Regions from separate parts of the Homo sapiens genome. Here region 1 is linked to region 2. A link is a loop called in an ENCODE intact Hi-C map of the cell type or tissue named here. Cell type or tissue: Calu3. All regions are shown on one strand. Each heading gives the region's core, and the rest is flanking DNA. Links, peaks and the distances in the headings are about the cores only.

Region 1 (8,086 bases), core at 1,332-6,331, 360 kb after region 2:
ATTTTATATACAGTTCTTGACCAAGATGGTCTTAATGTTGCTCCTTCAGCTTGACTAAACTTTTAGGCAGGCTTTTTCCTGACTCTGGGTATGGGACCTCTTGAGATCTTTTTTCTTAAAGCATTTACTTTGAGAAACTTCAAGTTGTAATTTTTTCCCCCGCTTCCTTGAGATGTAAATCCTTTTTAAAAGCTTCTTGCTGATTTTACAATCCAGGATATCTTTCTCAAGAACCTGGAAGTCATCCTTTACAAATGTAATCATCAAGGAAGACCATACCTCTATCTCCTAGTCTCCTTGGGAGAGTGTCACACCCTTTATTTCATTGGAGTTGAGGTCAGACTGCACTGGGGTATGTCTCCTTGATTGCAGTAGTCTAGAATGAAGTCTTCTTCACTTGTTTAACTTTGTCCAGTACAATGTTTTGCTCTTGTGAAATTTGCAGTCTATCTAATTGTAGTTCCTTACAGGTTTTTGATTTTTCTCTCTGAATCCTTCTAAGACCTTTTCAGTACCACATTAAACTTTTGAATCAGATTTTTCTCTATTGTACATGTCATGTCAATTTCAATTGTGCATCCATGTGAAGAGAGGACTATGTTTACTAATTCTTAGGGGAGATGGTTGTTGTTGTTAATTTCCATACAACATGTTAACAGAGATTAATAGATTTTCTTGTGAGTTGTCATTACTGCATGCAGGTGGATTTTTTTCTAGCCTACCTTTCCTTTTGATGATATGGTTCCTTTCGGGATTCAATTCTAGGTGTGGATCTCAAGTTCAGTACTCTCCCCCAACACATGCACACACTTTGGTGAACTTATACCTACTTTCTTGTTTTCTCCTAAGCAGTTAATCCCTAAAGATCTAGTTTCTAACATCAGCTGTTGTTCTGACAGAGCCTTGGTTTCTGAGATCACGTAACATTGTTATTTCAGCTCCCTGTTTTTCTTTCTTCACTCTTTTTGTCTTTCAGTAATTTTTTTGAGGGTCTTGGCAAAGCATTTAAAGTAGAGTTGATATAATCTGTCTTTTATCTAGGTGCTGAACACAGAAGCCCCAAAGTATAAAAAAATGCATGAGTGAATGAAATCATAAATTTGATCCAATAGATTATAGGAATCTTGTGAATGATTTTCTATGGGGAGTGTAGTATTTTTGTATAGGACTATGTCCTGGAAAGGGGTTTATGAGATTTGGGGGGATTGTAACAGTTGTAGTGATGACACTTTCCTTTGGCTAGAAAAGAAAGCATACTGGCTGAGGATGGAGTGAGGTACTTATTCTTCATAAGCCAGGAGAATGCATTGGTGGCATTCTCCCAGGGACAGCAGGGACAGTTGGTTCCATTGTCATTTATTAAACAAGTATAACCTTTATCTTTTTTATTGTATTTACATTAGACTCAATTTCAAAACTGTTTCTAATTTTTTGATGGTTTATGTGCTATCAAAGCACAAAGGAGACTGCCAGGCCCTTAGGATGTTTTACCCAATTTCAGGCCCAAATAATTTCTGAGATGTGAAATGGGTCAGTTTAAAACCTCTCTTCTTTTTGGAGGGCAAGATAATGATAATCATTTTGCAATTCTCAGGGTCATGACATGAGATGTAGGTAATCTTGTTGGTAAGTAGTCAACTGCACAGAAAGAATGAATTTCTTACAGTCTGTCTGCTGCCTTAGAAAATTATTGATCAACCAATAGAATTTCTATATATTTTTGTTGCTACCAGTCAAAACTGAATTATGGAAAATGAAATAATTTTGGATTCTTAAGTGTTACAAGGACCGAAGTATGAGGCACATAACTTAAAAAAGCAGCTCAACATTTTCTATGGGTGTTTATGTGACAGAACCTTGAAATCTAACTGGACTTCTTTGGAATGAAAATACCAGGTAAGTAGCTAAAACAAGACAAAAAACAGTGTCACACGAGTTCACTTTGCAGAAAATTGGCAGCAGCAGGTATGGAATGTTAGCTCAGAGCACACACTGCCATGTCCCCTTGGCTGACTGCTTTCTATAGCTTTACAGAGACATCTCAGATTGAGGTTTTTTTGGGGTTTACATTTGAAGATAGAGCTTTTTCAAGGCTGGATTGGTAACAGATTGTGATTTACAAATTACTAAATGCCTTTAATACCTAGCAGCTATAAAAATTCATTTTGTTTTGAAAACTTGATGTTTGGTGGTGCCTATGAGTTTCCTACTCCTCAAGTCTAGATGCTTGGTGTTTCCAGGACATCTATGAGAATGGGCTTTTTGCCATCAAGGGTGGTGGTAGAGAATGGGGTTGCAGGAAGGTTTGGGGGCTTATTCTAAAGCTGTGTTTGATGCGTGAGTAGATTGTTTTAAGCATATTACAGGTCAATAAAAATGTTAAAATGCTTAGCACAGAATTGAGGAAATCCCAGTTATTTATATAAAATAATGTTATTTTTCACTTGGGAGTTTGGGGATATTGATGGAGATAATCAGGGGGTGACTTCCCCATAACTACTGCTGCTGACATAGGCTGATACATATATTTAACATTTAAAAAGCTGCCTTTAGAGATTTTCTTTTAAATTTTATTAGGAAATATTGGTTTATCCCACTCTTCCATTTTCCTTTTTTGGCTCTTTGAATAGTGGAATTCTTTTAAAAAATACAGATTTTGGGGACTAAAATAACTATGTTATAGTATAAATGCACACAATTGTTTTCTACCATCTGCAGCTTTAATTTTTTTTTTTTTTTACAATATTAGACAAGAAAGACTTGCAAGGGATCTTAAAGATCTCTGGGTCCAAACTCTATGTTACCACAAAATAATGTGAACAGAAGTGATTGAGATGGTCTCTAATTACCTCTTTACTGCCCAGTGCTCCTAATATGGATGCACTAATTCTTCTTTGGTGATAGAATCTGGATTGAAAATGCCTGATTACCTCTTGCTATTGATAAACACCTTAGGACATGTGGTCATGTGACAAAGCTCTAACCAATAAGCTGAAGTGCTGTGTAGTTCAGTAGTGTGTCCTTACCTGTGGTTTCACTTTCCTGTTTCAGTTACTTGTGGTCGACTGTGGTCCAAAAATATTAAGATAGTTTGAGAAAGAAAGATCACATTCACATAACTTTTAGTATAATACATTATTGTCATAATTGTTCTATTTTATTATTGTTTTATCTCTTACTGTACCTAATTTATAAATTAAACTTCATCAAAATGTATGTAGAGGCAAATGCACTTGAACTCCAAATACAGTGTATGTAGAATTCAATACTACTGTGGTTTCAGGTATCCAACAGGGGTTTTCGAACATACTCCTGTGAATAAGGGGGGACTATTGTACTTCCAAGATGTTGTCTTAAGATGACCTTTATCCTAGTTTTCCATTTCGCTGCTGAAATATGATAGGACACTGAAATGATGGCTGAAGCACCAGCTTTCATTTGACACCATGAATACCAGAGCCACATCCCAGGGACTGAGCATGTGAAGGAGGCTGAGTCATGATGACAATGACTGTAAGACCTCTGTATTGACTCTACTGTGCCTCACTCTGGACTTCCATCATAAGAGAGAAAAACACTTGTAAATTGTTTAAACCATTGTCATTTTGGGTTTTCTGTCACATGAAACAGTGACTCACACATGAGTCATTTGTAACATACTATATTTTATTCAGTCATTAGTTCAGTATTAATCTCTTACTAGTTATTGGGTTCTATTCTATGTGCTAGCAGTGCAGAGGTAAATAAGACATAGTATTTACCTTCAACAAACTCGCAGACCAGCCGGGGAAACTGATACATCAAAAGACTATGAAACAGAGTTTCATTAGTAGAGGCATCTATAAGTGCTATGGTGGAGTAAAAGAGGAAGTAAGTAATTCTATTTTTTTTAGGTGAGAGGCAGGGTTCACAGAAAAGGAAGTACTTGAACTGGCTCTTGCAAGATTTGTAAGACTTTTCCAGTTAAGAATGGGGAGGTAGTTGGGGAGGGATGCAAATTTTAGTCAGAGAAAACTTGTAAAAAGAGCCGAAGGCATGTCACAGAATAATACTTTAGGTGAGCTCTAAGTACTTTGGAATAGATAGAAATTAGAGTTACTGGAACTGATAGGAGAGCATGTTATAGAGAGCCCAGATCATTCTGTATCTGGTGAACATATTTGTCGTGTCTTGTTTTACTTCACTTTACTTCAGTTGTCCAGGGAGGAAAAAGGGTATCATCATGTCCTAAGCATCGTACACTTTCATAAAGATTTGCTTTTTGGAACACTTGTTACTTTTGATTAAAGCATTAACATTTACTCAGCACTTACTATATGCCAGAATTATGTAATACTTAATATGTGTAATCTCATTTAATGTAGCCCTTTTTGGAGGTAAATACCATTATCACACCCACATTAAAGATGGAGATATTAAGGCCTGGAAATAAAAAGTAGCTTGTCCAACGTAACATATTTCACAAGTAATAACATTGAGATTCAAGTTAAAAGCTCTCTGCATCTGGAAGCAAAGCCCTTACCCGTAAGATTTAATCCATTTGTCTGTCTATTCACTTAGCATCCCTCTATTACTCATAACTCAATTTCAACAAAAGATATCCTTTATTTTAATATCAGATGCCTTGAATATGGATGGTCCTCCTGACACATTGAAGTTATTACAAGGAATTAAAATATTTCGAAAGCAGGTTTTATTATTCGTATGTTGACTATTGACATGGCAAGTCAAGAAATATTGTTAGACCAAACTTGGCCATTTTAAAAACATGTTTATGTTTATCTGTGTATCTATCTATATATCTACTGACCTATAACTATCTATCTGTAATCTATCTGATCACAGAAATGTGGACTGGAAGGGACTTTTGAAATCAATCTAGTACTGTCTCAAAGCTTTTGGAAAGCAATTATGTGTTTCAAGACAAGCTCAGTTTCTGAATTCTTGGCTCCTTGGCAAATGGCTTGCCATTAACAAACACCTGAGGAGGATTTCTGAGGTACAGACATAATTTATTGATTTATTGATGAAGATAACTCAGAACCATTTGGAATAGAAAGAAGCATTTATAATGTCATAAATAATGCAGTCTCATGAAAATGCAAACTGAATGGTGATGATTATTCCAAGGAGTCAAGAGAGTTATTGCCCATAAAATGGTGTTTGGTTTCTTCAGGATACCTGACTCCTAAACATAATTAGAAAATTGTAAGTAGACAGGCTGATTCTAGAAAATATTAGGGTCATCTTGCAAAGGAGGTGGTTCTATGATAAAAAAGACATTTGAAACTATAAATCTGTTATGAAATCCTAGATTTGACCCCTCTACACTTGAACTCACATTATGACAAAATATTTAATGTTTTATTTCTAGTCTTTTCTGGTTATATTCTTGTGAATATTAGAATTTCAAAAGGATTGTGACCTATTTGAGGGCATTGATTGCACCTTTGCTTTGTTCTGTTTGTCTTATTTTTCCCTCATGGTTTCTAGAACCAAGCTAAATTTTAGTAAATTTTTTTAGTATAACTCCAGAAAACATGAGACAGTCAAGCCTGTATACTCTACAGAAAAATTTACAGGAAGAGATTAAGAAAAATGATATTGTTTTGATTTAGTATTATTAATTTTTTAATTTATTCATTCCACAATTACATAAAGAATGTAGCATATAAAAGGAAGTGTGCTAGGCCGTGAAGTAGATGCAGATAGCCTCTTTTAAGGAAGCATGAGTTTTATAGCAGAAATAAATCACATACATAAAGATCTCTAATATCAGATAAAGAGGAGAAAGTACCATGATGGCTGATATGTTTCATGTTTGTCCCATACAAATCTCATGTTGCAGTGTGATTCCCATTGTTGGAAGTGGGGCCTGGTGGGAGGTGATTGGGCCATGGAGGTGGATCCCTCATGAAGGGCTTAGCACTATCCCTTGAAGATAAGTGAGTTATTTCTCTGAGTTCATTTGAGATCTGGTTGTTTAAAAGTATGTGGCACCTCCCTCCTCTCTCTTTTGCTCCTGCACTAGCCATGTGAGACACCTGGTCCCCCTTGCTGGCACCACACTTCTTGTACTGTCTACAGAACTGTAAGCCAATTAAACTACTTTTCCCTTTAAATTACCCAGCCTCAGATATTTCTATATAGCAACGCCAAAGCAGCCTAACAGAATAGCCTATTTAGGGTGCTCAGATTGGGGTGTTTCAGTTTCAAAATAGTGGAATTGAAGTAGTTTCTGCCTCTGTCTCTTAAGATTATTCCAAGGTAACTAGCAAAATAGAAAACAAGAAAAATACTCAATGAAAATGGGCTGATATATATAATCTTGTATTATAATATGTCATGACAGAGATGAGGAAAGTCAAATGTAAATTCCTGTGGCTTGGTGTGATGGTTAATTCTACATGTCAACTTGACTGAGTGTGTTAGGTGTTTTTGCATTGCTATAGAGGAATATCTGAGACTGGGTAGTTTATATAAAGAAAAGAAGTTTAATTGGCTCATGGTTCTGCAAGCTTTATAGGAGGCATATGCGGTGCTGGCGTCTGCTTTGATAAGAATCAGTCTCTGCGTTACAAACAATCCAACTATACTCTTTAAGTTATTTTGAGGGGATGGATACCCCATTCTCAATGATGGGCTTATTTCGTATTGTATGCCTGTATCAAAACATCTCATGTACCCCATAAATACATACACCTACTATATATGCACAAAAACTGAGTAAGAGGTCCAGTTCTGGCCTACCTCAGCTTTTAACATGCCTTCTTCAGTAAACTCAATCGTTTTTAGCTTTTGGTTCAAAGTGAGAGACATACCACTTTTCTTTTCACTTGAACACTTAGAGGTTTTTGTAGGGTTGGTAATTGGCCTAATTACAATATTGTTGTGTCTTGGGGAATAGGGAGGCTCAAGGAGAAAGAAAAAGATGAAGTACAACCAGTTGGTGGAGCAGTTAGAATACATCACAGCATTTATTTATTGGGTAAGTTTGCTATCTTATATAGGCAAGGTTCGTGGTGCCCCAAAGTAATTACAATTTTGTACGTCCAAGATCACTGATCACCCTAACTAACAGATAACATAAAAGTTTAAAATATTTCGAGAATTATTAAAATGTGACGGACATAAAGTGAGCACCATGCTGTCAGAAAAATGGTGCCAATAGACTTGTTTGACACAGGGTTGCCATGCCACAAATCTGCAATTTGTGGGGAAAAAAGGCACCAAAAAATGCAATTACCTGGGAAGCACAGTAAGGTAAAGTACAAGAAAATGATGTAAGTTTTTGCATGTGTATTGAAGTATCATGTTATACCTCATAAATATGTGCTATTACTGTGTGTCAGTCATAAATTTAAACAAATACCAAAGTCATATAATAGTAGTATGAAATCATTAAAAGAACTTATACAATTTGATATAGGCTTGAATGCCTATGAACAAAATAACGCCCTGAATTTCTGTTCTTCTATTTAATTTCCATTTTAATAACTAAGTCAAGTCATAAAAATAATTTTGCCTAAAAGAATGATTTGCTATGCTAATTAACACCTGAAATTATGATTAAACATTTACAAATGTCTCTCTGGGAAGCCTTACATCTGGGGTACATCTCTTCTGTATACATCTGTTGCTATCTAAACATATTTCATTATTTAAATGCAAGATTTAAAAAACCCATTATGCTATTAAAGTTAGAAATATAGCATATGAAAAGTCTGCTGATTTTTTAAAATGTATTTTAAATTGCTGGGCTTAAATGTGTAACAACATAAATATTTGGCTAATTTTGCTGCCGTAATATAGAAGTTTCAGTTTAACCAGGGCTGCATGGATCTGAAAAAACAATTGCTCTAAAGCTAACAATGACAATGGGAAATTAATCAGAATAATTACCACCATGTTAATATCTGGGTTAAGTGAGTTATCAGGCACAAAATATTTAGAATAGTACCAGGCACAAAGTAAGTGTTTAATTATTTTTACTTGTTATTACATAAATTACATTTAGTATCTTCCTTTTTTTTTTTTTTTTGAGACGGAGTCTTGCTCTGTCACCCTAGCTGGAGTGCAATGGAAG
Region 2 (8,086 bases), core at 972-5,971:
GATTTTTGGTTCGGAGCTTGTCTGAAACTCTCTAGATTAAGAATTGTGGCCGGGCGCAGTGGCTCGCGCCTGTAATCCCAGCACTTTGGGAGACCGAGGTGGGCGGATCACCTGAGGTTGGGAGTTCGAGACCAGCCTGACCAACATGGAGAAACCCCATCTCTACTAAAAATAGGAAATTAGCTGGGTGTGGTGGCACATGCCTGTAATCCCAGCTACTCGGGAGGCTGAGGCAGGAGAATCACTGGAACCCAGGAGGCAGAGATTGTGTTGAGCCGAGATTGCTCCATTGCACTCCAGCCTGGGCAACAAGAGCAAAACTCCATCTCAAAAAAAAAAAAAAAAAAAAAAAAGAGAGAGAGAAAGAAAAAAAAAGAATTGCACTGGATGGGTTTGCTCCTTCAAAACTAACAGGAGAGAGAGGCTGAACAAATGGTGTTCTTCAGGCAAGGGGCTTCCTGACGTGTAGTCATTTGTTAACTGCCCGAGTTTTGGTCTTAGAATTTCTTTTCCCTCTCCTCCTCTTCCTTCTTAATAAATCATCACAAATACAGTTGAAGTCTCCCCTTCCACACTGTGTTCCATTTCTCTCCATTCAGAGAACCCCTAGAGAACCACCCCCTTTTTTTAAATTAAAATTTATTTTGAAATAATTTCAAACTTAGAGAAAAATCACAAGGACTGCACAAAGAACTCCCCATATCCCCTTTAAAGGAATAATGATAATAATAAAGTGTTTTTAATTCCTGGCATGTATTTTATTGGAGGCATTTCTGTGATTGGAACGGGAGTTGAGGCAATGTCAGATGTATTATAACAAAGTAAATTCCTTAAATTGTCGCGCAGTGAAACATTAACAGCAGTAACTACCCTTTCAAATTCCTTTTAGTTTTCAATAGAAAGGGCCAGAAAGTGCCTTTACATTTTTGTCTTGGAACAACTCTGCAATTTCATCTTGATTTAATATTTCTAGTAATAAAGCATCTTCCGACTCCACATTCTTATCTCTGGGCAGACATTTTATTCTTAAGAATTGTAGTGATTGATAAGAAGCTAAATGGAAATGATTAACGTGTCAATGATTAATAATTATAACAACATTCAAACACTTAGAAATTATAGTATTTCATCAGATGTCTTTTTAAAGAGGCATTTCTGGCCAGTTGTGGTGGCTGACCTTTGGGAGGCTGAGACGGCTGGATCACTTGAGGTCAGGAGTTCGAGGTGAGACTGGCCAACATGATGAAAACCCTTCTCTACTAAAAAAAAAAAAATACAAAAATTAGCCGGGCATGATGGCAGGCACCTGTAATCCCAGCTACTCAGGAGGCTGAGACACGAGAACCACTTGAACCTGGGAGGCAGAGATTGCAGTGAACTGAGATTGTGCCACTGCACTCCAGCCTGGGGTGACAGAGCGAGACTCAGTCTCCAAAAAAAAAAAAAAAAAAAAAAAAAAAAAAAAAAAGAGGCATTTCTGTGAGAAGAGCAGCAGGTAGGCAAGCCAACTTTCCCAGGGCCTATAGCCCCTTTTCCCCGATTGTAGAGCATCCTTCCTTTGGTCCCCTGTGAGGGGCCAGCAGATTTCTCTGCTCTCTGCGGTGGGGGTGGTGGGTGGGGGGAGAACCACTCTTCTGAAGTGGATATTTACCTTTTCAGGCGTGTTTTCATAATTTAGCTTCGTCAGTCTATATCCACAAACAATATATTATATTATTTTGCAAGTACTTATACTTTTAAAAAATGATCTCATGTGAGGATGTCCTATTGTATCATATTTTTTCACGAAACATTATTATTGTTATATCCATGTTGTGCATACAGGTAGACTTAGCTTATTAATTTAAATGAGGTATAATATTCCATCATATAAATGTACCACAAGTTGTTATCCATTTGCTGAGTGTTAATTTTCCATTAAATAAATGCCTGCTTTCTCACAATTACAATTAGTGAAGATCCTTTCATCTGTGGTTTTGCTGGGATTTGAACTTGAGATCATCTGACCAGTAAGCCCGTGCTTTCCTCATTATATTAAGATTGCCTCTCAAGTAATAGACTTCTATCATAATCCAGGTTGATTTGGTGGAACACATTAGCTAAGTATTTAAATTTGGTAATGCCATTTTCTCTCCAGACAGAAACACTTTACTTATTTCACCAGACATGAAAAGTGGATTTAGTGTCTCAGGGTAAGTTGTCGACTATAGCAGCCACTAGCCCACACGTGGTAACTGAGTGCTTAAAAAGCGGCTAATTACGTGTGTGTGTGTTTAAATATACCTTTCCCCATGGTGCTGAGATGTGTTTTAATTGTAAAAATATATACCAGATTTTGATGGAAAAAGTGTGTAAAATATCATTAATTTTTGGTATTGAAATAATATTTTGGATATATACGTTTAAATAAAAATGTAGCCAGGCGTGGTGGCTCTCACCTGTAATCCCAGCACTTTGGGAGGCCAAGGTGGAGGATTGCTCGAGCCCAGGAGTTTGACACTAGCCTGGGCAACATGGCGAAACCGTCTCTACTAAAAATAGAAAAATTAGCAGGGCGTGGTGTCATGCGCCTGTAGTCCCAGCTACTCGGGAGGCTGAGGTGGGAGGATCACCTGAGCCTGGGACTTGGAGGTTGGAGTGAGCCGAGATCACGTCAGGCCGCTGCACTCCAGCCTGGGCCACAGAGCGAGACCCTGTCCCAAACAAAGTAATGAAAATTGATTTCATCCATTTCTTTCTACTTTGTTAATGTAGCTTCTTGAAAACTTAGCTACATATTGTGGCTATTGGATAGTGCTAGTGAGGGATTTATTAGGTTGAAATGATCAAGTATGTGCTTCTGGGTGCCAGGTGGGGGCAGCAGAGAGTTGCTAGAATCAGGACTCCTAAAGGTGCTGTCCTACCAATCCTAGAGGCTCAGAAAGACAGGATGTCAGTCAGCAAAGGGGTTAAATGGGAACGTAGTCAACAAGGACCCAAGGATCAAATCCTGCATCCTGGTTGAGAGGGATTACAGCTAGGGCCACCTAGAGGAGAGGGGCTGCTTAACAAATGAAACCTCTAATAAAGCACAGTTTTGAAGTCACACAATTCTGTGTTTGAATTTTGACTTTGTTAACTTGGGTAAGTTATTTGACCTCTGCAAATCTCAGTTTTCACATCTGTAAATTGGAGATGATAGTACATATTTATATTTTTTGTTGATGCATGTAAAGAGGTTATCACATATATTGAATATTTTCCATTTTTATTTTCCTTATTTTAATGTGTCATTGAGAAGGCATAAGAAGGTATAAGAAGGTACCTCTTGCCTTTTGAAGCAGTAGACTCAGGCTGCAGGTCTTACCACATATGGGTTTAAAGTGACTCACATAAGGCTCACCATTTCTTATCCACTTTACATCTTCAGGTAGAGATGAGAAAGTTCTCTATTTGGAATGGTATTCCTTGTACATTGGAGTTCTTACTGTTTTATCTCTTGCCAAACAAAAGCCTTAAATAAATTTCTTTTTTTTTGGCTCTCAGCTGGGTAATGCATGCATTTGTTCATCACAGAAGTTGCCCCGTCCTGTGTTAAGCAAGCCTTAGGGATGCAGAGATGAATGAAATGTAGTCAAAATACCTACAGCTAGGTGAAAGAGCTAGATGAAGGTCACCTAGCTATGACACAGTGTGACAGGCACCAAAGTCAAGTTATGAGAAAGTTAATTCCATGGGGAGGGCAGCGAGGGTTTCAGCGATGGCCTTGAAAAGGAGAGGACGTTATTGAGCTCCTCATCATCCCATTTTCTAAAATTCCCAGTCTTCCAAGTTTCAATGACTTTCATCTCTACCAATCACCAGCAAAGCGACAGGCTAGAATGCATCACCAATAGAAACTGCTTTATTTTTTAAGTCCTGAGCTCTGATTTTTCTCTCAGTACTGCCCAATATCTCTTATCCTCCTAACTCTGTTTAGGAAACTTTTATTGAGCAGTTTATAAGTACAAAGATGGTGTTTCTTCATAGGCATGGGCCTTCACACTCTTGCTATGATTCTTCTTACTGCATTGATTGCCTCCACACAGACCTCAGGAAACTGAATAGTGTTTCTTCCTGTTTGCTCTCTAGGTAGAAGACAGTAGACATGGCTCTGTCCAGAATTATTGCTTAGATCATTTTCCCTTTCCACGGAGTTCCAGATGTGTCAATTTGGAATGCTGTTCTTTTTTGAAATATTTGCAATTTAAATATATAATTAAAAGCTAATGATCGGGCATCTGCTTATAATAGGAGAATTTGGTTCTGCAGGTTTCTGTTAGACTGCAGTCATATTATTGACAACACTGGCATTCTGAAGAAAAGCCTTCCAATATGGCTTCAGGTTGTAAACCATTAGGTTGGTACTATTCTTTAATGAAGTGGTCTCTAAAGTGGGATGTGGCTATTCAGGGGCTTGCAAGGTAATTCAAAGGGATTCAGAAAGAAAACATTAAGCTATTATTTATATTTAGCTTTTAATCATCCTTTTATAACATATATGTTTTGTGTATGCTTTGTAATGTTTGTGCCACAATACAAGTATATAATAAATGTACATATACTAAGGGTGAGCAAAATTTTTTAGTGATGGGGCACACATAATCAAAGAATTCTGTAGACAACTAACTGCCCTAATGTGTTAGAATTTTTGTGATTTCTAGTGACAGAAACCCAACTCAAAAGAGCTTCTAGAAAGAAGGCACTTATTGGCATTCCATACTGAAAAGACCAGATGTGCAGTTAGCCTCAGGTACGAGGGGCCAGACACTTTGTGGTGTTGTCAGGGTGCACACACTCTGTCCGTCAGCTGTGTATGTGGGGAAAGATGGCAAATTGAGCTCTGAACTCACACTCTTCCAACTTACCACCCAGTGGCAAGAGACTCTCTTCCTTGGCATTCCAGACTGATTGGTATGAGTGGGTCCCATTCTCGTATCTGAACCAATCACTGTGGTCAGTGGGAATGGAATATTCAGGTTATCTGGATTGATCCTGTTCTTAGGGAAAGGAAGCAATATGGTTTGGCTCTGTGTCCCCACCCAAATCTCACCTTGAATTGTAATAATCCTCACGTGTCAAGGGTGGGACCAGGTGGAGGTCATTGAATCATGGCAGCGATTTCCCCCATGCTGTTCTCGTGTTAATGAGCGAGTCTCACGAGATCTGATGGTTTTATAAGCATCTGGCATTTCTTGTGCTGGCACATTCTCTCTCCTGCCGTCCTGAGGAGGTGCTTTCCGCCATGATTGTAATTTTTCTGAGGCCTCCCCAGCCATGCAGAACTGTGAGTCAATTAAACCTCTTTCCTTTGTAAGTTACCCAGTCTTTGGTATTTCTTCATAGCAACGTGAGAATGGACTAATATGGGAGGATATGGAATAACCCCGTGGGAACCACATGGTAAAGGTTTCTGCCAGGAAAGAAAAAGGGGATCTAGGAAAGTGGACAGACTGAACATGTAGCATTTTCAATGAAATTAGAACTGATTGCCACGGGAGAGGTCAGGACAAAGTAGCCAGTCCAAAGATGTTAAGATCCATAACCCAATCAGTAACATTTACAAAAATAAGTGAGCATGAGAAACTGAAGTGAGCTGCCAGGTTCATTCCTAGGATGAGAAAAGTTGTATGTTACATGTGTATTAAGGTGACACCACCAAGTCTAGGTTAACATTGCTTTTGAAACCCCATGTTAAAGAAAGGCTGAGATGTAATTTCTCCCCTTCTAGCACTGCCAGTCAGCTTTCTCAGAGTGAACCTTGCGGTGCTTATCATATCAAAAGCTTTGGGGTCAGAGTGGCCCTGGTTTGCATCTTGATTCTGCCACACACTAGCTGTGTATATGCTGGCCAGTTTACCAGAAGTCTCTTAATCTCACTGACTTCACTTGTACCTCTCTGGTAGGGCTGTTGGGAAGAGAATATCCAGCATAGTTCCTAGCACTTGATAAACAGGAAGTTTTATGTTGTTACTGCTAATGCTGACGTTTTCCTCTTCAATGAGTTTGGTCAAATTCCTAGTTTGGGATCCAGGCAGGGTTGATTCATCTTTGGAAACCTCACTGAGTCTCCAACAAACCTGGCATGTAGTAGGTGTTCAATAAATAACCGTTGAATAATGAATGAGGGAATGATTGTAGCTTATTTTGTTTCAAATCTTTCCCAAAGGGTTCCATTATGAAATACTGCTTAAACTTGCAGCTCTACCAGAGAACAAATTATTCTTTGAACAAGAAAATTATTTCTTAGTGTTTTCCCTCTAGCCTTCTGAAATGTGGACCAATATTACTGCAGGGAAACTTTTCAGTGTATTGGGATTTTAGCACGGGCTTTCTGCTGAAGTATACAATTTTTCATGGCTTATTTTTACACCTCATAAAATATTTTGATCTGTTTTCCTAAACTGACCATGGAAGACCTGAGTAGCTGTCCTCACCGACTTTTCCGGAGACCCTTTCTCACTAGAGAAGAGCTGAGAAAGCTGACCTGGTCTGTAATGGTCTGAGATGCTTGAAAAATCAACTTGGGAGTAAAAGGTACAGGTTTTCTTGGGCCAACTTTGGACCACTCTTGTGACTCTCAATGTAGAGGAAGTTGCCATGGAAAACAATCATTTAAAAGACACACTGTTCTTTTGGGAGATGGTGATCAAGAGGAAAGTCGTATATATTTTCTTACATGCTACTGAAGGACTGACTCATTTTTGATAACCCGTATTTGCCCAAGAATCTGGTATACTCGAGTTTTTGGCTAAAGGGAAGCAAACTAGTAACCTGCCCAAGATGCTGGCAGAACTTCAGCCTTGGGAAAATGTTGAGGTCTCCAGGACTCTCAACTCTAACCCCAAACTTCATGCTTGCTGAAGACACAGCAATAATACTGGAAGGGCTGGCCAGCTGCCAAGAGAACATTCCTGTCACCCTGATTTTAAGAGTAAAACAGACAAATGAAGTTGGTGACTTCAGGTCTAATGATTGACCACAGCCAAAGTCACTTTGGATTTTTCTTCTAAAGATAAGAAAAACTACTGGGAAGATGAGACATTCTTTCGGTCTGATCTACAGGAGGAATTGTGTTTCCAGACGGCAATGTAGCTTTGCTCCCCTGCTGGAGAGGAGAAAAATAAGTAATAGGGTTTGTGTGAACTGGGCAGAAAATAAGGGCCTGAGGACCCAGGCTGACGAATGGTGAGCAGAGGAGGGCATGAAGTGGGCTTCTGCTGAAGGTGCGGTGGAAAGGCTGCGCATCTCTCCGGCTGACCTTACTGCTGCAATTTGCACGGATGTGAAATGAAATACAAGCAGGTAGGCGAACCCGCTGAGGCCACTGACAGCCATGTGACAGCCTACCAGTCAGGGTGAAATGTCTCCAAGGCAGTGACAAGAGCTGTAACAGGGAATATTTTCACCAATAAGAGAAGCTAAGGACCTAGGACAGACTCCAGGCAAGCTCTCTGATGGAAATACAAAAAGGGATGGCTTTGCTCTCTTCTGCCCTCATTTTTTCCCATCTCCATTGTTAGTCCTGCCAACAGAAGGCAGTGGGCTTACAGACATGGGTTGAATTATTCAGCTGTTGATTTTGAATAGAAAAACACTGTGAAAGAAAATAATCATGAAAAATGTGTTTACGAGGAAGACTTGGGATATTTTTCATCAATAAAGCATCAAGAAGCGATTTCAGATTATATACCAGGGAATGGAGCAAATATGACTCAGGTTCTGTAACTTTTAGAACTAGCTGTCTCCCCAAATACCATGAGATTTCATTCAGTGGTGATTGCAACCTGGCATTTTTACAGAGATCTAAACTTTTTCAGGGTACGTTTGCATAATTCTTTCATTTAAGGTGTGTTACAACCCTGCACAGTTTGAAGGGCCCATATTATTATTCCCCTAGGATAGATGATCAAACTGAAACTCATAAAGGCCCCACAGACTTGCTCAAGGTCACATACCCAGTTAAAGGTAGCCCTAGGGCTGGAACCCAGGCCTCCATTCTCTTAGCTGTTTTCATGTCATCACACAATGCTACCTCTGTTTCAGCATAATAACATCTCCTGCTTTG

What was found. A loop is a pair of places that touch in the nucleus more often than their neighbours do. Peaks named below come from ENCODE experiments on the same cell type or tissue, not always from the same donor. Only the 100,000 strongest peaks of a DNase experiment are listed, where the experiment ranks them.
Region 1: a loop joins it to region 2, with 2.3 times the contacts of the local background. A loop is called at or near these places in 1 of 110 quality-filtered maps.

The regions. Positions count from the first base shown.
Region 1 is chr15:54,799,093-54,807,178 of GRCh38, reverse strand. No RefSeq gene overlaps it. Among named protein-coding and RNA genes, the nearest start is that of RSL24D1, 390 kb to the left of the region's middle. In Calu3, for the core only: no CTCF peak of the experiment used is centred there; a DNase peak (open chromatin) is centred at 3,468.
Region 2 is chr15:55,163,323-55,171,408 of GRCh38, reverse strand. No RefSeq gene overlaps it. Among named protein-coding and RNA genes, the nearest start is that of RSL24D1, 30 kb to the left of the region's middle. In Calu3, for the core only: a CTCF peak has its summit at 2,854 (motif pointing right); a DNase peak (open chromatin) is centred at 2,858.